Linked DNA regions of Homo sapiens: region 1 is linked to region 2. Evidence: chromatin loops called from intact Hi-C (ENCODE). Cell type or tissue: CD14-positive monocyte. All regions are shown on one strand. Links, peaks and the distances in the headings refer to the core of each region. The heading gives the core; the rest is flanking DNA.

Evidence for each region. Hi-C counts contacts between places; a loop is a spot of excess contacts. Peaks named below come from ENCODE experiments on the same cell type or tissue, not always from the same donor. Only the 100,000 strongest peaks of a DNase experiment are listed, where the experiment ranks them.
Region 1: it touches region 2 in a loop (2.7-fold over the local background); 5 of 110 quality-filtered maps call a loop at or near these places.

Annotation. Positions count from the first base shown.
Region 1 is chr21:36,203,338-36,218,432 of GRCh38, forward strand. DOP1B (DOP1 leucine zipper like protein B) reads left to right here. Exons shown (of 37, transcript NM_001320714.2): 5 at 5,378-5,567; 6 at 8,216-8,314; 7 at 8,637-8,760; 8 at 10,744-10,853; 9 at 11,105-11,219. Among named protein-coding and RNA genes, the nearest start is that of DOP1B, 54 kb to the left of the region's middle. RefSeq lists a silencer at 6,334-6,628 and an enhancer at 7,233-8,167. In CD14-positive monocyte, for the core only: CTCF peaks have their summits at 6,484 (motif pointing left) and 6,689; a DNase peak (open chromatin) is centred at 6,474.
Region 2 is chr21:36,118,440-36,133,534 of GRCh38, forward strand. CBR1-AS1 (CBR1 antisense RNA 1) reads right to left here and starts at 8,201. Exons shown (of 4, transcript NR_040084.1): 1 at 8,048-8,201. It overlaps CBR3-AS1 (CBR3 antisense RNA 1), which reads right to left. Exons shown (of 3, transcript NR_038893.1): 3 at 13,328-14,635. It also overlaps the pseudogene MEMO1P1 and the pseudogene RPS9P1. In CD14-positive monocyte, for the core only: CTCF peaks have their summits at 4,722 (motif pointing right), 7,267, 7,466 and 7,666; a DNase peak (open chromatin) is centred at 7,262.

The DNA.
Region 1 (15,095 bases), core at 2,706-10,705, 84 kb after region 2:
GAAGTGACTGTACAAGATTTTTTGGTTGCTATATCCATTTCAGTCTGAGACGGTTTGGTAACTGTTCCCAGAAGTGCTTGGGTAGCCAGGTGTGGTGACAGGCACCTGTAATCCCAGCTATTTGGAAGACTGAGGCAGAAGAATCACTTGAACCTCGGAGGTGGAGGTTGCAGTGAGCCAAGATCGCACCACTGCACTCTAGCCTGGGCAACAGAGCAAGACTCCATCTCAAAAAAGAAAAAAAGTGCTTGGGAATTGAGTGAAACACCCCAACAAATGTGCAGAGAGCAGAAAGGGAGGGTGCAGTGGGGGGGGTCATGATGAGCACGTGGGTAGAAATTGCAAAGTGGTGAGTTAGGTTGAGCTGGTGAAGGCTGGGATGACTCACAGGTTTCATGTAGGTGGAGGCTGTCCCTGGTGTGTGCTTTTTAGTGAACCATAAGGAATGAAACTTTTGGCCCCTGTTAGAACTTATTATCCACCCTGGCTTTCTAACCCTTTGGGGTCTGCAGATAACCTATGACTGGTCAGAAATCCTTTTTTTTTTTTTTTAAGTGCCCATGAAATAGCTACATAGCTGTGTTTTGCTGTACTAAGAAAACAAGATTAGAACAGGGAAAGCACTAAACTCTTCTTCTCAGGAGATGAGGAGAGGTGAATGTTTTAAATGGTTTGTAAGAAGGCAACAACTAGCTCACCAGATATTTCCATTTAAATCAGTAATTTTCAATGTAGTAGTAATTTTGCCTCTCAGGGTACATTTGACAATATCTGGAGACAGTTTTGGCTGTCACAACTGGGGGTGGGGAGGGTGCTACTGATATTTAGTGGGTAGAGTCCAGGAGCTGCTGAACATTTTACAATGCACACAGGTGCCCCGACAACAAAGACTTACCTGGTCCCAGATGTCAGTGGGGTGGACGTTCAGAAACCCTGGCTTAAAGAGTTGAAAAATATTTATTGACATTTCTTTTCTTTTGGAGCTCATTAATAAGGGAGGCCATAGTACAGAGTTTCCATGATGTCCTGTCCCATTAAAGAGTTACCCACAGCGTCACCATATGAAGAGGGGAAGACGTACCCTCTTAGGGCCCCTATCGTGGAGGAAACAAATGGACCCTTTACTGAGCACTTGCGACGTGCATGACCCACATGATCACATTGAATTCCAGGGTCTTGCTGTGTACCCAGGCTGGAGTACAGTGGCAGGATTATAGCTCACTGCAGTCTCAACCTCCAAGGATAAAACGATCCTCCGGCCTCAGCCTTCCAAAGCACTGAGATTACAGGCATGAGCCACCCCTTTTGGCTGACATTTCTATTTTTTTTTTTTTTTTGAGACAGTCTCGCTCTGTCGCCCAGGCTGGAGTGCAGTGGCGCAATCTTGGCTCACTGCAACCTCCACCTCCCGGGTACAAGCGATTCTCCTCCCTCAGCCTCCCGAGTAGCTGGGACTACAGGCATGCACCATGACACCTGGCTAATTTTTGTATTTTTAGTAGAGACGGAGTTTCACCATGTTGGCCAGGCTGGTCTTGAACTCCTGGCCTCAAGTGATCCACCTGCCTCAGCCTCCCAAAGTGCTGGGATTACAGGCGTGAGCCACTGCACCCAGCACCAACATTTCTTTTGGTTGGTTTCAGGCACTGTGATCATGATCTGTGCTGGTTCGAGGCTTTTTTTTTGCCCCCTCTTTAGCGCTGTTTCTGACCTGCAGTTTACAGTACAGGGTGCTGTTGTCACTGCCCTGCCTCTTCAGTTTCAGATGATTGTACCAAAGCGGTGCTGTCTTGTGACAGCTTGGCTTTCCATGGTTGTCCTTTTGGCAAGCAGCTGCAGAACCAAAGTTGTGGAGTGCTTGGGATTTGCGGTGCCCGGCCCATGCCACTCACCTGCTCTCAGTTGTGGAGTGGAGCATGCCAGTGTCATTTGAAGGAGCTGCGTTTGCAGGAGGCATGAGAGAGCATAAGCTGGGATGAGTTAGGAAGGATGGAAATACTTGGGGTTTGGAAGTTGGGTTTTTTTTTTTAATGTTTGTTGGTTTTTTGTTTGTTTTTGTTTTGTTTTTTGAGATGGAGTCTCACTCTGTTGCCCAGGCTGGAGTGCAGCGGTGCAATCTTGGCACCCTGCAGCCTCCACCTCCTGGGTTCAAGCAATTCTCCTGCCTCAGCCTCACGAGAAGCTGGGATTACAGGTGCGAACCACCATGCCCAGCTAATTTTGTATTTTTAGTAGAGACGGGGTTTTACCATGTTGGCCAGGCTGATCTTGAACTCCTGGGCTCAAATGATCCACCTGCCTTGGCCTCCCAAAGTGCTGGGATTACAGGTGTCAGCCACTGTGCCTGGCCCGTTTGTTGGTTTTGAATTAAAAGTTTAGGGTTCCCAGTGGGGCATGGTGGCTCATGCCTGTAATTCCAGCACTTTGGGAGGCCGAGGCGGGGGGTTACCTGAGCTCAGGTGTTCAAGACCAGCTTGGCCAACATGGTGAAACCCCGTATCTACCAAAAAAAAAATACAAAAATTAGCCAGGCATGGTGGCGGCTGCCTGTAATCCCAGATACTCAGGAGGCTGAGCCAGGAGAATCACTTGAACCTGGGAGGCAGAGGTTGCAGTGAGCCAAGATCGTGCCATTGCACTCCAGCCTGGGCAACAAGAGTGAAACTCCGTCTCAAAAAAAAAAAAGTTTAGAGTTCTGGACTGTAAACTGCACACTAATATTGGAATTTAACAACCGAGATGATCATAGTAACTCTTGTTGAGTAGGAAGTTATTTCGTTTTTAACCCCGTTTATTTTGCTCTCTCATACCAAAGGTTTGTCATAGTTGCTGTTGTTTCTACTATGATGTCATTTAAATTGTTAGTATGCATCCATTTTTTTTAGAATAAAATGAGACTTAAAAAACAAAGCTGGCTGGGCACAGTGGCTCACACCTGTAGTCCCAGCACTGAGAGGCCATGCAGGGTGGACCACTTGAAGCCAAAAGTTCAAGACCAGCCTGGGCAACATGGTGAAACTCTGTCTACATATAAAATGCAAAAATTAGCCCAGTGTGGCAGCATGGGTGTGTAGTCCCAGCTACTCAGAGGCTGAGGCAGGAAAATTGATTGAGCCCAGGAGGTCAGGGCTGCAGTGAGCTGTGTTCATGCCACTGCACTCCAGCCTGGGTGACAGAGTAACACCCTGCCTCAAAAAAAAAAAAAAAATTATTTCTTTAATAGAAAGCTAGTAGCCAGTTTTCAGAATATTGAAGAGACAACATAGGCAGCGTTTCCCATACTTTTTGAGGGTGGAACCCCTCTTCTGTGGAACATCTCTAGTGGCCAGTGTTCCATGGAACATACTTTGGGAATATGCAGTTCTAATTAAAGGGGGACTGTGACACCACGATGTGTGCATTATAGTGTTTGTGATGATTTCAGAGCTAGGCAAAGACAAGCTCTATTTGTTTACTCAGCCTTTAATAGAAGACCAATCAATAACCTCAGCCATTAAATCGCCCTGCCTACTTCTTCTATACACTTAGCCATTACTTATGTCTCTTCATTTTTATTTTTTCTAAGAAGACGGTACCATGCATTATTTCCTGCAATATTTTACAGGAAGTTCAGACTAATTTTAAGGAGAACAAAATGTACTTTTAATATAACGCGATGGTAGATATTTTTGAAGGAAATACAAAAAAATTAACCGAGGGGTTTTTCGAGTGCCAACCTGGAGTCACTTGCTCAAATAGGCACTGGGGCTGTGACAGCAAACAGAGTGGACCTAGTAGTAATTGCAGGCGGCATGGCCCAAGCATTAGGTCTGTTCTTCTGGGTTGAGTTTTTTTTTTTTCTTTTTTTCTTTTCTTTTTTTTTTTTGAGACAGAGTCTCACTCTGTTGCCCAGGCTGGAGTGCAGTGACGGCCTCTCGGCTCACTGCAAACTCCGCCTCCCGGCTTCAAGCAATTCTCCTGCCTCAGCCTCCCCAGTAGCTGGGATTATAGGCACCTGCCATCATGCCTGGCTAATTTTTGCATTTTTAATAGAGATGGGGTTTCACCATGTTGTCCAGGCTGGTCTCAAACTCCTGACCTCAGGTGATCCACCCGCCTCAGCCTCCCCGAGTGCTGGGATTACAGGCATGAGCCACCACGCCCAGCCAAACAGTTTTTTTTGTTTTTTTTTTTTTTTTTTTTGAGGGGACTCTCACTTCATTCTCACAACATCTCCACGAGGTCGAGGCTCCTTCCCCTGTCTTTTAGCTGAGCACGGGCGTGCACAGATGTTAAACTGGTCCTAGGTCCTGCATCTAGGAGGCATCACAACCAGGATCTGGACACGGGAGGGCCAACTCTGGCAAGCTCTGTGAACCAACACATTCCACCGGGTTGGTTTTTCTGATTGTTTTTTGTGGTCTTTGCAGATAGGAAGCATGTGAGAAACTGAATCCTTTCAGGTAATGAGTCAGATCCTTCGTGGGGTGATATCCCTTAGGGGGAATGTGCCTCTGCTGTTTTACTGGTAGATGCTGTCACCCAGCCTGCAGATTGTGTGCACTGAGGACAGGGAAAGGGCCGCAGTCAGCTGCAGGGACACCACCGAACAGACATGGGCCTGGCCTTGGTCAGCGTCAGGGGAAAAACGAGCCCTGATCCACTGGTGACGCTGCTTCTCTTAAAAGGATGCATGAGAAGGTGCTGACTTTGTATCACGGGAGACCTAGATAAAGATAAGAGGCGAACAAATGCCCGGCCTCAGCACAAGAGCCCCTGGGAGCGGGAGTCAGCACATGCAGGTGCTGTGGGCAGACTGAAAGGAAACACCACTCCAGGCTGATGGAATTTGCAGGGTCGTGGGAGGCCCCAGGCAGATTTGCCCCTAGCATTTCTAAAGGCAGATGTCACTTGGCACATTTTTGGCTGTGCTCAAGTTGGTGGCATCTAATTGCTTAAGTCTTTGATCAGTCTCCTCAGCATATGCTTGTTTTTGATACACCAATGGCTCCTTCCGCTTTTCTGTGAAGTGGCTGACCTGCCTATCCCTCTTATGGTGGAACCTCCCTTCCGTGAGCACCTAGGCATCCGTGGCACGGCCAGGGTGGAGATGGGTCTCTGCCCTGCCACGCACGACTGCTTAGCCACTTTCCATTGGCCAAGACACCGCGCTGCCTAGTGACATTGGTTTTGGCAAATCCAGGGTCAGTGTGACAGCCAGCAGGTGGACACACACAGCAGGGTGAGAGATGGCAGCGGCTCCCGGCGATGAGGAAGGTGGGGCTTCCCCAGCCAGGCGAATCCGCTGTGGTTCTTCATGCAGCATTCGCAGAGCAGTGTGCAGTGGGACTCGGGAAGATGGGGCGAGCCCTTGAACCCTATCCTCTCTCATCAACAGAACGGATGCTCTGCTCCTGAGACTGTCGCTGGTGGTTGGCAAAGAGGTGTTTTACACCGCCCTCTGGGGGAGCGTCCTGGCCAGCCCGTCCATCCGCCTCCCTGCCTCAGTCTTCGTGGTGGGCCACATCAACAGGGATGCCCCCGGCCGGGAGCAGAAGTACATGCTGGGGACCAATCACCAACTCACGGTGGGTGCTGTGTTCCTCACAGGGCATGGGGAGGAGGCGACATGTGGGCACAGCATCCTCATGGGCAGGTTGTCACTGAAGCTGCAAAGGGACATCCAGGAAAGGGAGGTGCACCAAGCTTAAGTCTGGGTAACGAACGGCTGAGCAAGGCGAGAAGGAGGCCTTGTGCAGTTGAGGCTGGTGGTGGCTTTTTTAACATATGCATTAAGGTTTTTTTTGTTTTTGTTTTTGTTTTGAGACGGAGTCTCGCTCTGTCGCCGAGGCTGGGGTGCAGTGGCACAACCTCGACTCACTGCAAGCTTCGCCTCCCGGGTTCAAGCAATTCTCCTCTCTCAGCCTCCCGAGTAGCTGGGATTACAGGCACCCACCACCATGCCCGGCTAATTTTTGTGTTTTTAGTAGAGATGGGGTTTCACCATGTTGGCCAGGATGGTCTCGAACTGCCTGCCTGGCGGGTGATCCACCCACCGCGGCCTCCCAAAGTGGCATTAAGATTCATACATTCAAATAAGTGTTCACACCCTCAGAGGTCCCTTCTGGAGGCCCCTGGCTTTGCAGAAATGTGCTTAGCTGCACACGGCGCTCAGACGGCCTCTGCACGCAGAGGGTCTGCTGCATTGGCGGGTCTTTGTTTCCTTCCTCTGTCCTGTGTCACGGGGGCCACTGCCCACTCACACATGGAAACCCCCTCCTCCCTTGGCGTCCTCCCCCTCCTCTCTTGTCTCCATTGGCTGCTCTCAAACCTAAATTATTGGGGTCCCCCAGGTATCCATCTCCAGGCCCTTCAAGGGAAGCTCTCTTCCCTGGTAACGACATCCCTTCTCGTGCCCTTAGAAATGGTAACCTCCCAGATCTTTGTCTCTTTTCCCCAAACCTGCCTCTTGTGCTTTTGTGTCTTGCTGTCTTTCGCCACCTGGTGGTGTTCCCACACTTTGATCTTAAAGTGTTCAGATTGAATTCGCAGGTGAGAAGATCTGCAGCTGAGTGTGAATTACCCTCTGGTTCCATTTCTCTTTGCAAAATGGGGGTTGTAGACCTGCTTCACAGGATCTCTCTGATGACAAGGTGGAAAAATGGATGAAAAGCGCCTCGCACAATGATCAGGACACAGGCGACCCCGATGAACACGTCCCTTTCCTGCCCCGTCAGTATCCCCTTTGTCTCTTTCTCTCCATCGTCTCAGCCCTGCTCTGGCTTCTTGTCTCTTACTCTTGGATCTGACTGGTTTCTTCCCATCCCAAATCTGCTAAGAGATTTGGGATGGGGAGAAAGCCTAGCTTTGCTCATATGTATCCTGTGCTTTAAAAATGTCTGACTTCCCGGCTGGGTGCGGTGACTCATGCCTGTAATCTCAGCACTTTGGGAGCCCTGAGGCAGGTGAATCACTTGAGGTCAGGAGGTCAAGAGCAGCCGGGCCAACATGATGAAACCCCACGTTTATTAAAAATACAAAAATTAGCCTGGGCGCAGTGGCTCATGCCTGTAATCTCAGCACTTTGGGAGGCCGAGGCGGGTGGATTACCTGAGGCCAGGAGTTCAAGACCACCCTGGCCAACATGGTGAAACCCCGTCTCTACTAAAAATACAAAAATGAGCTGGGTGTGGTGATGGGCGCCCGTAGTCCCAGCTACTCAGGAGGCTGAGACAAAGGAATCGCTTGAACCTGGGAGGCGGGGGTTGCAGTGAGCTAAGATTGCACCACTGCACTCCAGCCTGGGTGTCAAAGCGAGACTCTGTCTGAAAAACAAACAAAAAAAATTAGCAGAGCATGGTGGCGGGCACCTATAATCCCAGCTACTCAGCTGTCTGAGACACGAGAATCGCTTGAACGCCGGTGGCAGAGGTTGCAGTGAGTCAAGATCACACCACTGCACTCCAGCCTGAGTGACAGAGCAAGACCCTGTCTCAAAGAAAATAAAAAAATAAAAATATCTGACTTCCCATTGCCAACAGCTATAGTCCAAGCTCAAGAGCATTCTAACCATCTGCTCCCAGCCACAGCACCTCACTCTTCCCTGCAGGCCCTGCGCTCCCACACGACTGCCACAGGGCCTGGCCTCACAGTGCCTTTGCTCCCGGCTGTTCCCTTCTGTCCCCCTGGCTGTGCATTCCTGCCCTTCTTCGAGGTCTCAGTGTAGCTCCTTCCTGTTCTTCAAGCCCAGCTTTCCCGTGGAGCATCATTGTTCTCTGCAGTTGAAAGAGCTCTCCTCTTCTGAACTCTGAGCGTTTGTCTGTGGCTCTAATTTCTTATGCATCTCTAGTCTACCTATCTGTATTCAGAAAAGACACTCAGAATATCTACTGAATTGATCAGGAATTATTTTCCCATGTGTCTTCAGAGCTTTAGTTTAAGGTTCCTGTTGGATCCTTTCTGGGATCGTAGAATTTGAGATCATAGAACCCGGCCATCTGGTCCAAACCCCTCCGGCTCTCACGTGGAACAGTGAGGTCTGCAGCTGAACGTCTTCTCCGATGTCACGCAGCCTGTGGCCTCGAGAGCTAGAACCCACACCCTCCTGACCTGTGGCTGCTGGTTCTCTTCTGAGTGATATAACGCAGGAGTTTCAAGATTCCCGGGAAAGGTTACTTTCGTTTTTATGACCATAAAGAGTAGCCTGAAAATGCTAGTGCCGTTTGATCGTTTACAGGTGAAGTCTTTGCGTGCCTCCCTGTTGGACTCAAATGTTCTTGTGCAAAGAAATAATCTGGAAATCGTTCTGTTTTTCTTCCCATTTTATACCTGTCTGGTAAGTAATTTGTACTCTTCTGGTAAGTCACTGGTGTTTCCCAAGGGGTGGGATATAGATCTCAAGCAGTTCTGTCGTACGAGGACAGCTCAGCCACTCATGGGCATTATTTGCTGGTAGCCAGTGAAAAGTCCTTGTTCATTTTTGCAAGGATAGCGTTTTCATTGCACGTATTGAATAGCTTCTTTCCATGGGTAATGTGTAAGGAACCAGCCCATTTTGAGATAGAGCTTTGCAGACCAGCAAGGAAGGGCTGCGTGTCAAAAAGTCAGCAATCTGCCCTATCATTCCCTTGCAGTAAATTTCTCTGTCCTTCTAATAGGATTCCAATGAGAGAGCCATCCCCCTCCTCAGATCTGACATCGTGCGCATTCTCTCAGCCGCCACCCAGACCCTACTGAGAAGGGACATGTCCCTGAACAGAAGACTGTATGCATGGTTACTAGGTACTGAGCAGTATACACCCTTTTAAAGTCAAAGTTAATATGAAACCTTTTAGTGCTGACTTCTGGAATAAGATTTGGTCTTGGTGATGTATCTCTGAATCATGAAGTATGGAAAGATACCACAATGACTAAATATGGCACTGGTCAGTTGAGGTCTGCTGCCTACACATAGCTTGGTTATTTTGCAGTTTCTTTTTTAAAAAAGGGGAAATAATAAGTGGGATTTTTAAAATGCCAACTGAATTCCATTTAAGAGCTTGAAATACCACCAAAAAGTGGTAGCAAAACCTTATTCAGGTAGAAGCCTGTTGCTATGGAGAAGTTCCATGGGATGAGGGTGTATCGTGGAGAAAACTTACAAATATTGTGGAAGATATGTAGATAAAGGAGGAGGTTTTGTGTAAGTGTAAATGTTTTGGGAGACATTTGGATAACTTTGGAGATCACGAGAGCCCCTGGGCCATGTTTCTGTGTGTCAGAGTGTGTGGACTGCCTATAAATTTGTTGGCAAAGGGCCCTTGACTATTGGTTGGAAGGCCTCCCAGGGACAGAGCCTAGGAAATTGCAACTTTAAAGATAACACGTTCATGAATTTTCTAAAGTCCCATATTCACGTACCTAAGAAAACGTATACAAAACGATTGTGACAGGACTTAACAGCTCTGATCAACTCTCAACATTTAGATCTTTTTTTTCCTTTTTGAGATGGAGTTTCACTCCGTCGCCCAGACTGGAGTGCAGTGGTGCAATCTCAGCTCACTACAACCTCGGCCTCCCAAGTTGGAGTGGTTCTCCTGCCTCAGCCTCCCAAGTAGCTGGGATTGCAGGCACCCACCACCCCGGCTGGGTAATTTTTGTATTTTTAGTAGAGATGGGGTTTCGCCCTGTTGGCCAGGCTGATCTTGGACTCTTGACCTCAGGTGATCTGCCCACCTCTACCTCCCAAAGTGCTGGAATTACATGCCACCACACTCAGCCTAGCATTCAGATCTTATCAAAGATCTTACCAAAGTCAAGAAGTCCTCTTCAGTCCTTCCTGCTGTTCTCCCTAGTTATAAAACTTTAGAAAGTCATTGCATGGAAGCTTACTAAGGATTTTAAGAAGACTATTTGTAGGCTCTTTAAGGATTTGTATGTAAAGGATGATTTTGTCAAGGGCACAGCTCTGCTCCTACGGGACTTGATATGCTGTGTGGAGGACACTGGGCCTGACCACAGTGCCAGCTCTGGCTCACTTACTTGCGGCCCCAGGAGCCCCATATTCTTTGCCCATACCATGAGGATGCACTTTCTTGCCCTGAGAACCTTGCAGACTTATCCAGGGCTCCAGCTGATGGGAGCATGTGCATGAGAATACCTTGATCTCACATAATGCTGGACAAAAAAACACTGGTTTTAAAAAGTGATCCTCAGCCAGGCATGGTGGCTCATGCCTGTAATCCCAGCACTTTGGGAGGCCGAGGCAGGTGGATCACCTGAGGTCAGGAGTTTAAGAGCAGCCTGGCCAACATGCTGAAACCCCTTCTCTACTAAAAAATACAAGTGATTCTTCTGCCTCAACCTCCCAAGTAGCTGGGATTACAGGTGTGCGCCATCACGCCCGGCTAATTTTTTGTATTTTTAGTAGAGACGGGGTTTCATCATGTTGGCCACGCTGGTTTCGAACTCCTGACCTCAGGTGATCCACCCACCTTGGCCTCCCAAAGTGCTGGGATTACAGGCGTGAGCCACCGCGCCCAGCCAACAGGGTGAATTCTTAGAACAAACTAAATTGATACCCATTGAGGTGGAATTCTGCCTGTCTGATCATTAGCCACACCACTGTCAGAAGAAGAAAATCTGACGTGGTCTTTCTGGATCTGATTTTGGTTTTCCATCAGAAGAATGATATTTTTAAAAATATTGGAGCATGAGACTTTTGCACAATATGATGTCCTTTAAAAGCACAGCTCTCTTTACAGCTCGGCGCTTGTTCTTTTGTAGGCTCAGACATAAAAGGAAATACCGTTGTGCCAGAATCTGAAATCTCAAATTCTTATGAAGACCAGTCGTCTTATTTTTTTGAAAAATACTCCAAGGATCTTTTAGTTGAGGTAAAGGAGCATTTCCGGAAAGTTCAGGGTATCCTTGGTGACGATTCTCCAGTGGATTTCTTTGGGAGGCTTCCACATAGGCAGTGAGCACGTTCCTTGGCCCCTGGTTTGGGGAACTGCAGGGTATTTGTTGCATGCTGGGTGACTGGTTTTCCTTCTGTCCCAGAGTATTTAACAATTAGAATAGCCAGTAATGTTGTTACACTTTATGATATACGATATTCTAATATGTGGCTTTTTTTAAATAATAGGGTTTGGCTGAGATATTGCATCAGAAGTTCATAGATGCTGACGTGGAGGAACGCCATCATGCATACCTGAAGCCTTTTCGCGTCCTCATCAGTCTGCTTGACAAGCCAGAAATAGGTAATGTTAGAAATGCTGCTTCTATCCTATGCTGAATACAGATTACCTGTTTTCAGGGAAATACAACATGGTGAGATACAACCAAAGCGTTATTTTGAATATAATTTAATATTTGGAATTTCACAACTTTGAAGTCATGTTATATGGTTCAATGATCATATCTGTGGTCACTTACAAGTTTTGCATGGCTGGGCGCAGTGGCTCATGCCTGTAATCCTAGCACTTTGGGAGGTAGAGGAAGGAAGATCACTTGAGCTCATGGATTTGAAACCAGCCTGGGTAATATGGCTGAAAAGCCATGTTGAAAAACCCCATCTCTATAAAAAAATACAAAAAAATTAGCCAGGCGTGGTGGTGCTTCCCTGTAGTCCCAGCTACCAAGTGGCTGAGGTGGGAAGACCACCTGAGCCCAGGGGGTCGAGGCTGCAGTGAGCTGTGATTGTACCACGGCACTCCAGCCTGGGCGACAGAGTGAGACCCAGTCTGAAAAAAAAGTTTTGCACAATAATTTGAACATTTTTTGTTAGGAAAATACCTTTGAGCTCCTATAGTGTCTACAGAACATGTGGTATTTCCTTTTTAAGCCTATTTTTTCAATGTCATACTTAAAATGAGCTTTGGTTTGATTTTCAATTAAGTAGGGGACCCCGTCCATCTTTTTGCCTTGGGATCCTGGGCAAGCCACTTCTTTTCACTGTGGAGAGTAAAAACATTTTCACTGTAAAATGAAGAGGGTTGAACTAGACTCTGGTCACCAAAGGCTCCCTTCTTAGATACTATGGTCCTATGAGCATAGGTTGAGAAAAGTGACCTTCTCTCACTATTTATTTATTTATGAATGAATGAATGAACGAATGAATGAATGGCAGAGTCTCGCTCTGTTGCCCAGGCTGGAGTGCAGTGGCGCAATCTCGGCTCACTAAAACCTCTGTCTCCTGGGTTCGAACAATTAATTCTCCTGCCTCAGCTTCCCCAGTAGCTGGGATTACAGGCATGTGCCACCATGCCTGGCTAATTTTTGTATTTTCAGTAGAGACAGGGTTTCATCATCTTGGCTAAGCTGGTCTCAAACTCCTGACCTCAAGTGATCCACCTGCCTCGGCCTCCCAAAGTGCTGGGATTACAGGTGTGAGCCACTGCACCTGGCCCTCTCCCTCACTTTAAAAAGAAATTTGCGACCAGGCACGGTGGCTCACACCTGTGATCCCAGCACTTTGGGAGGCCGAGGCAGGTGGATCATGAGGTCAGGAGTTCAGGACCAGCCTGGCCAAGATGGTGAAACCCCATCTCTACTAAAAATACAAAAATTAGCTGGGCATGGTGGCGCGTGCCTGTAGTCCCAGCCACTCGGGAGGCTGAGGCAAGAGAATCGCTTGAACCAGGGAGGTGGAGGTTGCAGTGAGCCGAGATTGCGCCACTGCACTCCAGCCTGGCGACAGAGCAAGACTCCATCTCAAAAAGAAAAGAAATTTGCGGCCAGGTGTGGTGGCTCACACCTGTAATCCCAGCACTTTGGGAAGCTGAGGCAGGTGGATCATGAGGTCAGGAGTTCAGGACCAGCCTGGCCAAGATGGTGAAACCCCATCTCTACTAAAAATACAAAAATTAGCTGGGCATGGTGGCGCGTGCCTGTAGTCCCAGCCACTCGGGAGGCTGAGGCAAGAGAATCGCTTGAACCAGGGAGGTGGAGGTTGCAGTGAGCCGAGATTGCGCCACTGCACTCCAGCCTGGCGACAGAGCAAGACTCCATCTCAAAAAGAAAAGAAATTTGCGGCCAGGTGTGGTGGCTCACACCTGTAATCCCAGCACTTTGGGAAGCTGAGGCAGGTGGATCACCTGAGGTCAGGAGTTCAAGACCAGCCTGGCCAACATAGTGAAACCCCATTCCTACTAAAAATACAAAAATTAGCCAGGCATGACAGTGCACACCTATAATCGCAGCTACTTGGGAGTCTGAGTCAGGAGAATTGCTTGAACCCAGGAGGTGGAGATTGCAGTGAGCTGAGATCGCACCATTGCACTCCAGCCTGGGCAACAGAGTGAGACTCCGTCTCAAAAAAAAGAAATTTGCTACCATATCAGCTCACTTTAAGGTCTGCATCTGCTTATGTGAGCCCTATACCAGGGAAAAGATCCCCATGTCTTCCATAGGATTGCAAGCCTAAGAATGTCATTTCAGTGCTCCAGGTGTACCTACCTCCTGGTAGCTGTTTGCAGAGGACAAGAGAGCTGAGGGCTGGCCGGGTGTGGTGGCTCATGCCTGTAATCCCAGCACTTTGGAAGGCCAAGGTGGGCCTCACTTGAGGTGAGGAGTTTGAGACCAGTCTAGCCAATATGGTGAAACCCCATCTCTACTAAAAATACAAAAATTATCCAGGCATGGTTGTGCACACTTGTAATCCCAACTACTTGGGAGGCTGAGGCACAAGAATCACTTGAATCTGGGAGGCAGAGGTTGCAGTGAGCAGAGTTCACACCACTACACTCCAGCCTGAGTGACAGAGCGAGACTCCATCTCAAAAAAAAAAAAAAAAAAAAGAGAGCTGAGGGCATTAGTGAAGTGGCCTCTCTCTGGCCTTGGGATGGAGGCCCTTCGCTTATCCATTCAAAAGCACAGAGCATCTGCCATGTGGCAGGGATGGTGCCAGCTCTAGGGGGACAAAAGGGGAGCAGCTTCTCATGAAGTTAGAGGGAAGGGGAGACTCCATGTTCCTGGAGTGTTTTTACTGTTCATTAATAATAACCATGGCTGACATTTTTTGAGCAATTATTTTGTGCCAAGTGATTTACATACATCCTTTTATATCTGTCTGCACACACACCTCTGTCCCTCCAACAACCCCAAGGTAGGTTCTCCCACTATGCCTGTTTTACAAATGGAAAGACTAAGGTTGGGTGGGAGTAGGTAATTTGCCCAGGGCCAGTCAGGAGCCTAAGCTGGGTTTGTCAGCACCCCCCGATGCTTGCCTGATTGCACTCAGAGAAGTCCTACCCGAGATGTTTGCCTCTGTCACCAGGTGAACTTTATTCCAAGAGTTGTGCAGCTCTCGTCATTCTTAACGAAAGTCCAAGTATGAAGCTTTTGTTCTTCCAGGCTCTGCCCATGATGTGCTGCCTCAGGGTGTCTGCACTTTGTTCAGATTCCTCTTCCCATCTGCCCGCTCCCACCTTAAACCAAATAGATTTTCCTGCTAGTGTAGAGTAACTGCAGCTCTGAAAAATCATGATTTAGTCCAAAAAGTGGAACACTTATATAAATGTATTGGGAGCTTGCTGTGTAACTTCAGGGAAGTATTAAAAGAAGAAAATATAACTTAGCATTCTGGAGATGTGTGTTTTATGTCAAAGCCATGCACCTTGGTGAGCCAAGTAAACGTTGCTGCTAACTTGGCTCCAGGTCGTATTTTCTGGAAGCAAATGAATATCACGCTCCTGCCCAATCATAACAGTCACTTAATTTACTCTTTCCAATTTTTTAGCTGTCTGCAAGAAATCACACTCAGGAGGCAAAGGAGGTGATTATACAGAACTAGAAGGCACAGGACGGCCATTCAGTCCAGTCCATACTTTTTGTGGCTGGGCTTTAGCCATACCTCATTTCCTCCTCCATCAATCAAGGCAACAAAATTGCCTTCATTTTTGTAACAAGCATTTAGCATTCTTATGCTGTAGATAAAATACACAGGAAGCCAAGGCCAGGTGCGGTGGCTCACACCTGTAATCCCAGCACTTTGGGAGGCCGAGGCAGGCAGATCACCTGAGGTCAGGAGTTCAAGACCAACATGGCAAAACCCCACCTCTACTAAAAATATAAAAATTAGCTGGGCGTGGTGGCACACACCTGTAATCCCAGCTGCTTGGGTGGCTAAGGCGAGA
Region 2 (15,095 bases), core at 3,336-11,335:
GAGTTCATGAATAATGAGGACTCTCTAGATGCAATTCCTGATCAAGATAACTTTTTAAAGATGATCGCTTCCTTTTTTTTTTTTTTTTTTTTTTAGTGTTACCATTGATTAGAAAATGTGTTTGCAGGCCGGGCATGGTGGCTCACGCCTGTAATCCCAGCACTTTGGGAGGCTGAGGCAGGCAGATCACAAGGTCAGGAGATCGAGACCATCCTGGCTAACACGGTGAAACCCCGTCTCTACTATAAATAACAAAAAATTAGCCGAGCATGGCGGCAGGTGCCTGTAGTCCCAGCTACTTGGGAGGCCGAGGCAGGAGAATGGCGTGAACCCCCGGGAGGCGAAGCTTGCAGTGAGCCAAGATCACGCCACTGCACTCCAGCCTGGGTGACAGAACGAGACTCCATCTCAAAAAAAAAAAAAAAAAAAAAAGGGAAATGTGTTTGCTCAAGTAGGTGGGAACAAACAGGAGACTGTTTATCCCTATTTTTTAAACATTTTCTGTTCTTGCCATTAACTAGATTTCAGATAATTTAATCTATTTAATTCATAGTTCTAAGCAATAGTCTAGTCTTTAAATCTAATAGCTTTTCTTTTCATTCACAAATTGACATTGTCCTGTGATATTGTCAATGAATTCTGAGTCCAGTCAAACTTTTCCATTTCAAATCATCACTAACCAAAAGAAGCAGAATTTCAGCTACAAATGCAATCACATGTCATTTCAAATTTTGTAGTAGCACATTGCAGTAAAAAAGAAACATGTGAAACTAACATTTTAACATTTAATTTCACCCAACACGAAATATCATTGGAAAATGATGTGTGTTTTGCAGTATGATCAGCGTGAAAAATATTAGTGAGGTACTTAACAATTTTCTGTACTAAGTCTTTGAAAGTTTCTGTTGATGGCAACATCTCATTCAGGCTGGTAACATTAACATTAAGTGCTCACTAGCCACAATGTTACTACCTCATTGAACAGTATTTCAAAAATAACACTCAAGCCATTCCTCAAGTACACGTAAATATTATTCTAGTAACTATAATTTTTTAGAATTAAATTTATATTAATAATGCTGACTAGTAGCTACTAGTAAAAAATTCCTAAACTCACTTTTCCAAAGTTAAATTTTTGCTTTAAAAGCATACACTTTTTCAATACACATTTGTATCTGTACATACATATGAGATATTTTCACATGATCCATGCAGTATTCTTTTCTTTCTTTCCTTCTTTCTTTTATTTTCTTTCTTGTTTTTTGTTTCTGTTTTTATTTTTTTGGAGTCAGGGTCTAACTCCCATAGCCCAGGCTGGAGTGCAGTGGTATGACATGATCTTGGCTCACTGCAACCCCCACCTGCCAGGCTCAAGTGATCCTCCCACCTCAGCCTCCCAAGTAGCTGGGACTATAGGCGTGCACCACTGCACCTGGCTAATTTTTGTCTTTTTAAAAGAGATGGAGTTTTGCCATGTTGCCCAGACTGGTCTGGAACTCCTGGGCTCAAGCTATCTGCCTGCCTCAGCCTCTCAAAGTGTTGGGATTACAGACATGAGCCACTGTGCTTGGCAATATTAATTTTAAAAAAATTTTTTAGAGACATAGTCTCACTCTGTCACCCAGGCTAGAATGCAGTAGTGTGATGATAGGTCACTTGCAGCCTCAAGCTCCTGGGCTCAAGGGATTCTCCTGCTTCAGCCTCCTAAGTAGGTAGGACTACAGGTGCACACCACCACACCTGGCTAATTTTTTTAATGTTTTGTGGAGATGGCTAATTTTTAAAATTTTTTGTGAAGATGGAGTCTCACTGTGATGCCCAGGATGGTCTCAGACTCCTGGCCTCAAGTCATCCTCCCGCCTCAGCCTCACAAAGTGCTGGGATTACAGGTGTGAGCCACCACGCTCCGCCTCCCTAATCTTTACTGTATTACCTACTGGGCAATGTAAGTGATTTTTTGACTGCCAGTCTAGGGAGTCAGATGACTGCCCAGCTTGTGGTGGCCGGCCTCCAAGACCATCCCATGATCCCTGCCTTCTGTTCTTCAGACCCTGTGTAGGCCCTTCCCACACTGGATCAGACTTGCTCTGTGTGACCAGCAGACATGGGGAAGGAATGGTAGAAGAAACTAGGTCATAAAAGACAGTTTGGCTTTCATCTTCCCCCTCTCTTGGTTCACTCACTCTGGAGGAAGCCAGCTGCAGTGTCTTGAGGCCACCCAAGGAGAGGCCCTCTTGGCTAAGAGCTGAGGCCTCCAGCCACCAGCTTTCTGTCCCCAGATGACCGCAGCCCCAGCTGACAGCAAGATGGCTCACGAGAGGCCCCGAGGCGGAACTACCCAGCCAAGCTACTCTCATTCCTGATCTACAGAAACTGAGAAAATAAATGTTTTAAGCCAACAAAGTTTGAAGTAACTTGTTATGTAGCAATAAGTTACTAACATACAGACTTAACTTTAAAAGTTATATTTAGTTGGGCACAGTGGCTCATGCCTGTAATCCCAGCACTTTGGGAGGCTGATGTGGGCAGATCACCTGAGGTCAGGGGTTCGAGACCAACCTGGCCAACATGGGAAACCCCATCTCTACTAAAAATACAAAAATTAGCCAGGCGTGGTGGCAGGTGCCTGTAGTCCCAGCTACTTGGGAAGCTGAGGCGGAAGAATTGCTTGAATCCAGGAGGGGGAGGTTGCAGTGAGTGGAGATGACACCACTTCACTCCAGCCTGGGCGACAGAATGAGACTCCGTCTAAAAATAATAATAATAATGTTATATTTAGATATAAAGAATTTAAGGGACTAAAGAGTTTCCACAGTTTTTTTTCAAACTTTTGAAATTTGATATTTCAAAAAATAAATCTTGGCCAGGCACAGTGGCTCATGCCTGTAATCCCAGCGTTTTGGGAGGCTGAGGTTAGCAGATCACTTGAGGTCAGGAGATCGAGACCAGCCTGGGTAACATGGCGAAACCCCATCTCTACAAAAAATACAAAACACTAGCCGAGTATTGTGGTGCATGCCTGTAGTCCCAGCAACTTGGAGAGAGACAGGAGGTTGAGGCCACAGTGAGCCATGATCATGCCACTGCACTCCAGCCTGGGTGACAGGGTGAGACCCTGAATCAATTAATCCATCTTACATCAGCCACTTCTTAGGAATGCTTTAAACCAACTCAACCTTTTTAGATTAAGCATAGATGAGCGAAATACAATATGGAAATATTAGTTTTACTTAAAATTCTGAAAAAGCAACAAAATATTATATTCATGTAGAGTCAATTGTGAAAAAAACTGATTCCTGAAGCCACAAAGTCTACACCTTTATTGTATCAACTTTATGTTCAATTAATATTTTTAAGAATATTTCTATGATTAAAAATTAATTATAAATCCTATCAAGAATCAAACTTACTAAATGTTAACTTTAAAAGCCAGTAAGATCTACAACACAGATGAACCTTGAAACATACTAAGAGAGGCTGGTTGTGGTCGCTCATGTCTGTAATCCCAGGACTTTGGGAGGCTGAGGTGGGCAGATCACTGGAGCCCAGGAGTTTGAAACCAGCCTGGCTAACATGGTGCAACCTTGTGTCTACAAAAAAATACAAAAAATGAGCAGGGCATGGTGGTGCACCCCTGTAGTCCCACGTACACAGAAGACTGAGGTAGGAGGATCACTTGAGCCCAGGGAGGTCAAGACTGCAGTGAGCTATGATTGCACCACTGGGCTCCAGCCTGAGCAACAGAGCGAGACCTTGTCTCAAAAAAGAAAAAAAAAAAAAAAACCCACTACGTGAAAGTCAGTCACAAAGGGCCACATCTTACTGTTTCATTTATCTGAAATGTCTAGAATTGGTAAGTCTATATAAATGGAAAACAGGTTAGTGGCTGCCTAGGGATGAAGGCATGGAAGGAAATGGGGAATGACTGCTAATGGCTATGGGGTTTGTTTTAGGGGTGATGAAAATGTCCCAAAATAGTGGTAATGGTTGTATAATTCTGTGAACATACTATCAATCATTGAATTGTATACTTTAAATGGGATTTAATTCACATTACATCTCAATAAAACTATTTTTTAAAGAAGAAAATGTTCAAGGAACAAGGGTTGCTAAATAACAGAGGATAACTGTTGTTTGACAACAGCACAAAAATTATTTCCCAAAAAGTGTAATGGCCCTGGAAAATGAGTGCAACGGGATCTTCTCTTGAACCTGGATAGCGGGGTGTGGACAGCTGGGCACACTGAAGGCGGTGATACAGAACTAAAAGCAACAGGACAGCTATGAAGGGAAAAGAAAATCAGTGTGGCTACCAAGACATTTTAGTGTCTGCTTTCAAGAAGGTCCTCCCCCCATGCTTGGCTCATGATATGGGGTGAGTCTCTTGTTAGAGTGGAACATATAGGTCAGTGTAAAGTGTGGAGACCAGCACCTGACTCTGAGCAAGAGTTCCATGAATATTAGCTTTCTATTTTTAAAAACCCACTAAAAGTCTGGGCACAGTGGCTCATGCCTATAATCTCAGCACTTTGGGAGGCTGTAGTGGGTAGGATCGTTTGAGCCCAGGAATTTGAGACCAGCCTGAGCAACACAGTGAGAACCCATGTCTACCAAAAATTTAGCCAGGCTTGGTGGTGCACACCTGTAGTCCCAACTGCTCAGGAAGCTTGAACCCAAGAGGTTGAAGCTGCAGTGAGCCGAGATCACGCCACTGCATTCCAGCCTGGCCAACAGAGGGAGCCTGTCTCAAAAAAATAAATAAATAAATAAATAAATAAATAAATAAATAAATAATAAAAAAATATGAAGCCACTAACAAAGGAGGGTAGGAAATAGTTAACAATCCAGTTATATTCTCTTTAGAGACACGCAATACCAGATAACAAAAACAATAAAGATGGCTATCTTAGTCCCTTTTCTGTTGCTATAACTGAATGCCTGAGACTGGGTAAATTGTAAAGAAAATACATTCATTTCTTACGGTCTGGAGGCTGGAAGTTCAAGGTCAAGGAGCTGCATCTGGTGAGGGCCTTCTTGCTAGTGGGGACTCTCTGCAGAGTTCCAAGGTGGTACAGGGTCACATGGCAAGGAGTACACAAGAGAATGCCAAGTGGCTTTTATAACAGACTCAGTTTTAAAATAACTAACCCATTCCCATGATAACCCATTAATCCATTAACCCATTAATCCATGATATATTAATCCTTTGGTGAGGACAGAGCACTAATGACCCAATCACCTCGTACAGGCTCCACCTGTCAATATTGTTACATTTGGGATTAAGTTTCATCATGAGTTTCAGAGGGGAGAAGCATTCAAACCATAGCAAACTCCTATGATGGTAGAAAAATAAATATAAGAGCAAACTGTACCAAAAGGAAACTAAGCTTTATATATGCTTCTATAGTTTGAATTATGTGTCCTCCCAAAATTTATATGTTGAAACCTAATCACCAAGATGATGGTATTAGAAAGTGGAGCTTTTGGGGAGGTGATTGGGTCATGAGGGCTCTGTCCTCACAAATGGGATTAATGACCTTATAAAAGATATATAAGGGAGCTGCTTCCCTCCTTTTTGCCCTTCCACCATGTGAAGACAAAGCGTCCATCCCCTCTGGAGGGCAAAACAACAAGGCATCATCTTGGAAGCACAGACCAGGCCCTCACTAGACTTCCTAGAACCTTGACCTTGGACTTTCTAGTCTCCAGAACCACAAGAAGTAAATTTCTATTGTTTATAAATTACCCAGTCTCATGTATTTTGTTATAGCAGCACAAATGGACTAAGACATGCAGGCAAGAATTTATGATAGGCCGGGCACGGTGGCTCATGCCTGTAATTCCAGCACTTTAGGAGGCCGGGGTGGGAGGATCATCTGAGATCAGGAGTTTGAGACCAGCCTGGCCAACATGGCGAAATCCCATCTCTACTAAAAAACATATATATATACAAAAATTAGCCAGGTGTGGTGGTGCACACTTGTAATCTTAGCTACTCAGGAGGCTAAGACAGGAGAATTGCAGAATTCTTCTGCAATTCAGGAAGCAGAGGTTGCAGTGAGCTGAGATCGTGCCACTGTACTCCAGCCTGGGCAACAGAGCAAGACTCCATCTCAAAAAAGAATTTATGATAAACAAGTCAGGCTATCCAGATGCAAGGGCTCATGCCTGTAATTCCAGGACTTTAGGAGGCCAAGGTAGGAGGATTGCTCTAGCCCAGGAGTTCAAGACCACCTTGGGCAACATAGCAAGACCCCACCTCTTAAAAACATATATAAAAATAAAAAATTGTCCAGGCATGGTGGCACAGACCTGTAGTCTCAGCTACAAAGGATCGCTTGAGCCTGGGAGGTCAAGGCTGCAGTGAGCCATTATCATGCCACTGCATTCCATCCTGGGCAACAGAGCAAGACACTGTCTCAAAAAAGAAAAAAAAAATTCAGGCTAAATAATATATTAGACCAGTTGAAAGGGATCAATAGAAACATTAAAGAAAGATTCTATAGTGGGTTAGTTCTGCAGTGTCCCCTCAAAATTCATGTCCACCTGCCATCTCAGAATGTGCCCTTTTGGTAATAGGGTCTTTACAGATGTAATTAGTTAAGATGAGATTATGCTGGAAGACTAATGTCCTTATAAGAAGAGGAGAAGGGTCAGGCATGGTGGCTTATGCCTGTAATCCCAGCACTTTGGGAGGCTGAGGCGGGTGGATCACTTGAGGTCAGGAGTTCGAGACCAGCCTGGCCAACATGGTGAAACCGTGTCTCTACTAAAAATACACAAATTAGCTAGGTGTAGTGGCAGGCGCCTGTAATCCTGGCTACTCGGGAGGCTGAGGCTTGAGAATCGCTTGAACACAGGAGACGGAGGTTGCAGTGAGCCAAGATCATGCCACTGCACTCCAGCCTAGGCGACAGAGTGAGACTGTCTCAGGAAAAAAAATTAAAAAAAAAAGGAACAGGAGAGGAGAAGACATACACAGATGCTCAGCAGAGACAGCAGCCATATGAAGACAGAGGCAGACATTGGTGTGATGCTGCCCCAAGACAAGGAATGCCAAAGATTGCTAGCAACCACCAGCAAGTGGAAGAGGCAGGGAAGGATTCTTTCCCAGCGCTTGGAGAGAGAGCATGGTCCTGACAACATTTTGATCTCGGACTTCTGGCTTCCAGAACTATGAGAGAATGAAGCTCTGCACCTGTATTTGGTGTTTAGTTATGGTGACCGCAGGAAACTGATACATATGCCATGTAGTGCAGCCACTCAACCACAAGGGGCACTGTCTGGCAGCAAGTTCTACAAACACAAACTGTCCAAAATAATCACTGAAGTTCACAGAGAAAGCCATACAAATAGCATTCAAATATTTTTAACGATGATCAACAGGCTACAATTTATCATTTTTAAAAACATAAAACCATTATCATCTTGCTGAATAATTCATGACCTTTGTAACAAACTGGCTGAGAACCACTTTTAAAGAACATCCTGGTCCGGCTATCATTACACACACGGGAGGGTATCTGTAGGATAAATTCCCCCAACAATTCCCTTTCCAGGAAGAGACGCATATTTTTAATTTCAATAGACAACAGCCAAATTGCCCTCCAAAGAGGAGGTACATTACACTCGCCAGAAATATACATGAATGGCTGGTTTTCCCCAGGCTTGGCAATACTTTGCCAAGCTAAGAGGTAAGAATGGGCTTTAAAATAAACCCTGATCCAGCTCCCAAGGAGAGGACTGGGGCCTTCGGACCCACATTTCCCAGCACAGGTGCTTCACCAGCCTGCCATGGCCCCTTCTCTGTCCAGTTTAGCAAGGGTGTGGCAGATTTCCTTTCAGGCACAGAGCCCAGCCTTCCAGACATCACACTTAAACTGGTTCCTACCACATTTGCAAGGAGAATCTCTTCTTCCAAGTCAGCAGTGTTTACAATAAGCAGTATGCTTTTCCCTGAGTCACTCTGAATATAGAGACCAGAAACCAATTCCAGGGTAGCAAAGGGACAGCCACCATGGTGACCTCAAGCATACAAATCACACACCTGCTTGTCCTGCCTGGTCAAGCCCTGTTGGGACCATGCATAATCCTGACCCCAGCACTCAGGCACAGAACACTTAGGAGAGGAAGGCGAGGTTTCAGCTACATGAGGTGGCATTGTAGGAATTGTCTTCTCCCTGACACCCCCCATGGCACTCAACAGCCTCACTGTCCTGACCCTAAGCCACTTTGTGACCCACCCCTGGGAAGGGCAGGCAGTGAAGAACTAGGCATAGAGAAGAGGAGGTGGGGAGTTACCAAGCTGTTTGCTGACCTCTTCATTTGACTCAGAACCTGACCTTAATCTTGCTTCCAGAAAAACAATGGGCCCCATTCCTGCCCAAGCTTGCCTTCTGCAACCCAGACTTTCTTAGAACGCGATGGGAGTCAAGAGCGCTTTCTTTAAGGCGAAGCTGTAGACAGGTTCCCCTCACCTCCCACCTCTGCCCACATTATCTGCCTCTAGCAAATAATGGTAGTCATGACTGTGCCTGTTACCCAGGAGAACACCAATCAATGGCTGTAAAGACATGAATGTATGGTTTTAGATGGTGTCTGCCTGCCTTTGCTGAAAAAATGTAAGAACAGCAAACATTTATGTATTACCGTTTGTCAGTACTGCTCTAAGCACTTTTATAATATTAAACATTCATGCTGTACTCCTTACAGCAATCGTAAGAGCTAGGCACTAAAACTATTCCCATTGTACAGATGAGCAAACTGAGACACTGAGAGATTGGGAACCTTGCCCACGATCACACAGTGAGTAAGTAGGAGCTACAATAAGGAGCCATGAAGGCAGGGAGCTCCACTCCTGCCCTTCCCAGGCCTCTGTTCACTCCTGAGCATGACTGGTACCTAACAGGTGCTCAGACAGTCGCTGGATGCAGATGAGGGAACGGCTGTGGACATTCAGTCCTTCAGACCACAAAAGGACTTTGGAAGGAGAAGAACCCTGGAAGAATGCCATGTTACTGGCAAAGGTTTGGGTTCTTACCCAGTGATTTGGTAAACACAAAGGGACAATGGCATTAAGTGATAGCAAAGCCAATCTAAACAGAATCACAGCAGTAAACCACCAGAACCCACAACTTTTTTTTTTTTTTTTTTTTTGAGACAGAGTTTTGCTCTTGTTGCCCACGCTGGAATGCAATGGCGCCATCTCGGCTCGCCACAACCTCCACCTCCCGGGCTCACCCAATCCTCCCAGCTGGAACTACCGCACACACCACCACACCCAGCTAATTTTTGTATTTTTGGTAGAGACAGGGTTTCACTATGTTGCCCAGGCTGGACTCAAGCTACCCACCTACCTCAGCCTCCCAAAGTGCTAGAATTACAGGCATGAGCCACCATGCCTGGCCACCAGTATTTTGCCAGGCTGGAGTGCAGTGGCACAATCTCGGCTCACTGCAACCTCCGCCTCCCGAGTTCAAGCAATTCTTCTGCCTCAGCCTCCCTGAGTAGCTGGGACTACAGGCACGCACCACCACACCCAGCTGATTTTTGTATTTGTAGTAGAGATGAGGTTTCAGCATGTTGGCCAGATTGTTCTCAATCTCTTGACCTTGTGATCCACCCTCCTCAGCCTGTTGGGATTACAGGCACGAGCCACTGAGCCCGGCCCAGTCTTTTTCTTAAAAAATCTGCTCACAATTCCAATTATTTGCGCAATGCTGTACTAAGTACAAGAGAAAGGTGTTTCCTCTCAGCCAGGACAGAAGGTAGGAATCTTCCTGTAACTGCAGTCCTTTCTATGGCCACTAAAACAAATTACCACAAACTGAGGGGCGTGAGATAACACATGTTTATGATCTTATCATTCTGGAGGTTAGAAGTCCTAAAGTCAAGGTATCAGAGCCGTGCTCCTTCCAGAATCCCTGAGGGAGGAACCCCTCTGCTGTCCTGTCAACTTCTGGAGGCTGTCTGTGTTCCTTGGCACATGCCCTTCCTCCATCTCCAAATCTCTCCTGACCTCTGCTTCTACCACATCTTCGTCTTGGACCCTTCTGCCTCCCTCTCATAAAGACCCTTGGGTCTACACTGGACCCACCTTGGTAACCCAGGCTAATCTCCCCACATCAAGATCCGTAATCACTTCTGCAAAGTCCCTCTTGTGAAGGAAAGCAAATTCACAGGCTCTGCAGATTCTAATGCAGACCTCTTGGGGGAGGGGCATTATTCTGTCGACGGCAATAACCGGAGCCATTTCTTTCTTTCTTTCTTTCTTTTTCTTTTTTTTTTTTTTGAGACAAAGTCTCACTCTATTGCCAGGCTCCAGTGCTGTGGTGTGATCTTGGCTCACTGCAACCTCCACCCCCTGGGTTCAAGCAATTCTCCTGCCTCAGCCTCCTGAGTAGCTGAGACTACAGATGGACGCCACCACACCTGGTTTTTTTTTGTTTTGTTTTGTTTTGTTTTTTTGTTTTTGAGACAGAGTCTCACTCTGTCTCTGTCACCCAGGCTGGAATGCAGTGGCCTGATCTCAGCTCACTGCAAGCTCTGCCTCCCAGGTTCACACCATTCTCCTGCCTCAGCCCTCCCGAGTAGCTGGGACTACAGGCGACCGCCACCATGCCCGGCCAGTTATTTTTTCGTATTTTTAGTAGAGATAGGGTTTCACCGTGTTAGCCAGGATAGTCTTGAACTCCTGGTTTCAAGTGATCTGCCTGCCTTGGCCTCCCAAAATGCTGGGATTACAGGTATGAGCCACAGGAAAAAAAAATCACTTTCCCAATCTGCAAAATGGCTACTGTCCTCAATTTCCCCAAACTAATCCCTCTCAATGATGACCTCAAATCTCTCACCCTCCAAAGAGATAACAGATGCCCTCAGGAAGGCCTTAGTTTCCCCAACATGCTTGGGTCTAAACCCACACACTCTGCCTTTCCTTCTGTTACAAGAGAAGAGGTGTGCTGTTTCCCCCTCCACACCCCCACCTGATTCCTGGATCCACCCGTGCTTGGTCTTCCCACACATTTTGTTCTTGCAATTCTTCCTGTTCTTCAACTGTTCTCTCTCTGAGATTATTGTCATTACATAAAAACATGCTTTAATATCTCTCTCGGCTTTTGAAATTCTTTAAAAAGGAGTTAAGTTGTGCAATGTGAGTTCATTGACCACAATGGATTTAAGTTAGAAATCAATCGCAAGATAGCCGGAAAAATCCCCAAGTAAGTTGGAAACTTAAAAAATACACTTCTAGCCAGGGGCAGTGGCTCACGCCTGTAATCCCAGCATTTTGGAAGGCCAAGGCAGGCAGAGTGCTTGAGGTCAGGACTTCGAGACCAGCCTGGTCAACATGGTGAAACCCCATCTCTACTAAAAATACAAAAATTAGCTGGGCTTGGTGGCGGGTGCATCCCAGTTACTCAGGAGGCTGAGGCACAAGAATCGCTTAAATCCAGGAGGTGGAGGCTGCAGTGAACTGAGATGGCACCACTACATTCCAGCCTCAGTGATAGAGCAAGACTCTGTCTCAAAAAATAAATAAATAAGAATAAAAATAAAAATAGGCGGCCGGGCTGGAGGGCCCTGCCAGGGGTGGGGGTGGGGGTGGGTGCGGGGAGCCCCGCGGCGGGGGCGGGCGCGGAGTCACGGGGGTGGGGTCACTCGCGGTGGCTCGGGGAGGCCAGCTGGGAGGGGAGGGGGCCGTGGGGGCGGCTCGGCTGAACCAGCCCCGGCTGGGCAGCAGCGGGGACGCCGGGGGCCGGGGCCAGGGCTTTCCGGGCTTAGGTGAGGCCGCCGTGGGCCCCATCTTCCGGCGGTCGCCGGAGTTTGTGGTGATTGTTGCTGCCGCCGCCACCCCCCCGGCTGCCATCTCCTCCTCCTGGGCCGCCGCCTCCTCCTCTTCCTCCTCCTCCTGGGCCGGGCTGATCCCCTCCCCGCTGCCGCCTCCTCCTGGGCTGGGCCCGCGGTGTCTCGTCCCCTCGCGGAGCCGCTCCTGCCGCCGCCGCCGCCGCCTCCTCATTCATCCTCGTGCACCATAGGCGGCACAGGCACCAAGATGTCCAACCGAGTGGTCTGCCGAGAAGCCAGTCACGCCGGGAGCTGGTACACAGCCTCAGGACCGCAGCTGAATGCACAGCTAGAAGGTTGGCTTTCACAAGTACAGTCTACAAAAAGACCTGCTAGAGCCATTATTGCCCCCCATGCAGGATATACGTACTGTGGGTCTTGTGCTGCCCATGCTTATAAACAAGTGGATCCGTCTATTACCCGGAGAATTTTCATCCTTGGGCCTTCTCATCATGTGCCCCTCTCTCGATGTGCACTTTCCAGTGTGGATATATATAGGACACCCCTGTATGACCTTCGTATTGACCAAAAGATTTACGGAGAACTATGGAAGACAGGAATGTTTGAACGCATGTCTCTGCAGACAGATGAAGATGAACGCAGTATTGAAATGCATTTGCCTTATACAGCTAAAGCCATGGAAAGCCATAAGGATGAGTTTACCATTATTCCTTTACTGGTTGGAGCTCTGAGTCAAAAGAACAGGAATTCGGAACTTTTCAGTAAATATCTAGCGGATCCTAGTAATCTCTTTGTGGTTTCTTCTGATTTCTGCCATTGGGGTCAAAGGTTCCGTCACAGTTACTATGATGAATCCCAGGGGGAGATTTGTAGATCCATTGAACATCTAGATAAAATGGGTATGAGTATTATAGAACAATTAGACCCTGTATCTTTTAGCAATTACTTGAAGAAATACCATAATACTATATGTGGAAGACATCCCATTGGGGTGTTATTAAATGCTATCACAGAGCTCCAGAAGAATGGAATGAATATGAGTTTTTCGTTTTTGAATTATGCCCAGTCGAGCCAGTGTAGAAACTGGCAAGACAGTTCAGTGAGTTATGCAGCTGGAGCACTCACGGTCCACTGAAGCTCTGAATCCTCAGGGATGCCACCTGCACATTCTCATACTCTGTCCGGGCTCCCAGCCTAGCCTTTACCACGATACTGGTCCTGGTTTGGGGGGATTCTGAAACCTCAAACTAATAGAACTTTCTTCTCTTTTTTTCTAGTAGGTGTAGTCCTTCCTTAATTTCAACTCATTAAAAAATGCTTTATAGTTTAGGGCAGTGGAAGGAAGGCTGGCATCAAAATATTTTGATCAAAAAAGATGACAATGTAAAGGCTCAGTTATGGCAGACAGTTTTTTGAAAGTAACTTGTAAAGCATTTACCATATCCTAAATTTGCACTCTTTGCAGACTTGTGCACATATATTCCGCTTTCAGAATAGTTTTGCAAATTGTACACAAACAAACAAAAAGGTGGAAGCTTTTTAATAAAGAAATTGCATTTATAAATGATCTGTATTAGAATATAATAAATCTCCAGTTATAGTCAATTACTACCCATGTTGTACAACAGATACCTTCTATTTTAGTTGCTAATAAAGGGCTACACAACTCAAAATAAATAAATAAATAAATAATTTAAAAAATAAATAAAAATAAACTGAATGAAATTGAAAACATATCAATGTGAGATGCCACTAAAGTCATACTAAAAGGGAATTTACACCACTTACTGCCTACATTAGAAAAGAAGTCTCAAATCAATGCAAATCAATGACTTCTGCCTTTACAGTAAGAAACCAGAAAAAGAGCAAATAAAATCCAGTAAGCAGAAGAAAGGAAACAAAGATCAGAACAGAAATTAATATAATCAGGAAAAGAGAGAGAGAGAGAATCATTGTAACCAGAAGTTTGAGGAAAATCAAATCAATTGGTAAACCTCTAGCCAGACAGATCAGAAAAAAACACGAAAGACACAAACCAGTCTCAGAAATGACAGGTAGCATCATTACCAACATTAAAAGGATAAGGGCATGTTAAAAGGATAAGGGTATCAATAGAATCAACACCTTAGATGAAATATATAAAAAATTTGAGCTCTTTCTCAGTGACCAGGGCCTGTGCTTAGGCATAGACGGGCAAGTGGAGCCAACATGCCAGCGGCCCAGAGCTGGGTTTGTTGCCAAACTTATGTGACCCTGCAGAGACCCTTCGAGAAACCTCATCTCGACCAAAAGCTAAAGCTGATTGGTGAGTATGGGCTCCAGAACAAATGTGAGGTCTGGAGGGTCAAATTTACCCTGGTCAAGATCCATAAGGCCGCCCGGGAGCTGCTGACGCTTGATGAGAAGGACCCACGGCGTCTGTTCGAAGGCATTGCCCTGCTGCAGTGGCTGGTCCGCACTGGGGTGCTGGATGAGGGCAAGATGAAGCTGGATTACATCCTGGGCCTGAAGATCAATGATTTCTTAGAGATTCCTACAGACCCAGGTCTTCAAGCTTGGCTTGGCTAAGTCCATCCGCCACGCTCATGTGCTGATTCAACAGTGTCATATCCGTGTCCGTGAGCAGGTGGTAAATATCCTGTTCTTCACTGTCCGCCTGGATTCCCAGAAGCACATTGACTTCTCCCTCTGCTTCCCTATTGGGGTGGCCAACCCCAGCCACGTGAAGAGGAAGAATGCCAGCAAGGGCCAGGGTGGGGCTGGAGCCAGAGATGACGAGGAGGAGGAATAAGCCTGCTTGTCCCCTCCTGGGCTGGTGGATTGTCTAGTTTTCCTGCCAAATGATAAAACAGGATCAATGCTTTATTTAAAAAAATAAAATTATGAAAAACAGAAATTAAGGTCACTCAAGAAGAACTAGGCCAGGCACGGTGACACAAGCCTGTAATACCAGCACTTTGAGAGGCCAAGGAGGGAGAATCGATGTAGCCCAGGAGTTCAACCAGTCTGAGCAACACAGTGAGACTCCCATCTCTAAAAACAAATAAAAATAAAATAAAATAAAAAATTATCCAGGCAGGCCGGGTGTGGTGGCTCACGCCTGTAATCCCAGCACTTTGGGAGGCCAAGGCGGGTGGATCACGAGGTCAGGAGTTCGAGACCAGCCTGGCCAACATGGTGAAACCCTGTATCTACTAAAAATACAAAAATTAGCTGGGTGTAGTGGCAGCGCCTGTAATCCCAGCTACTCAGGAGCCTGAGGCAGGAGAATCGTTGGAACCCAGGATTCGGAG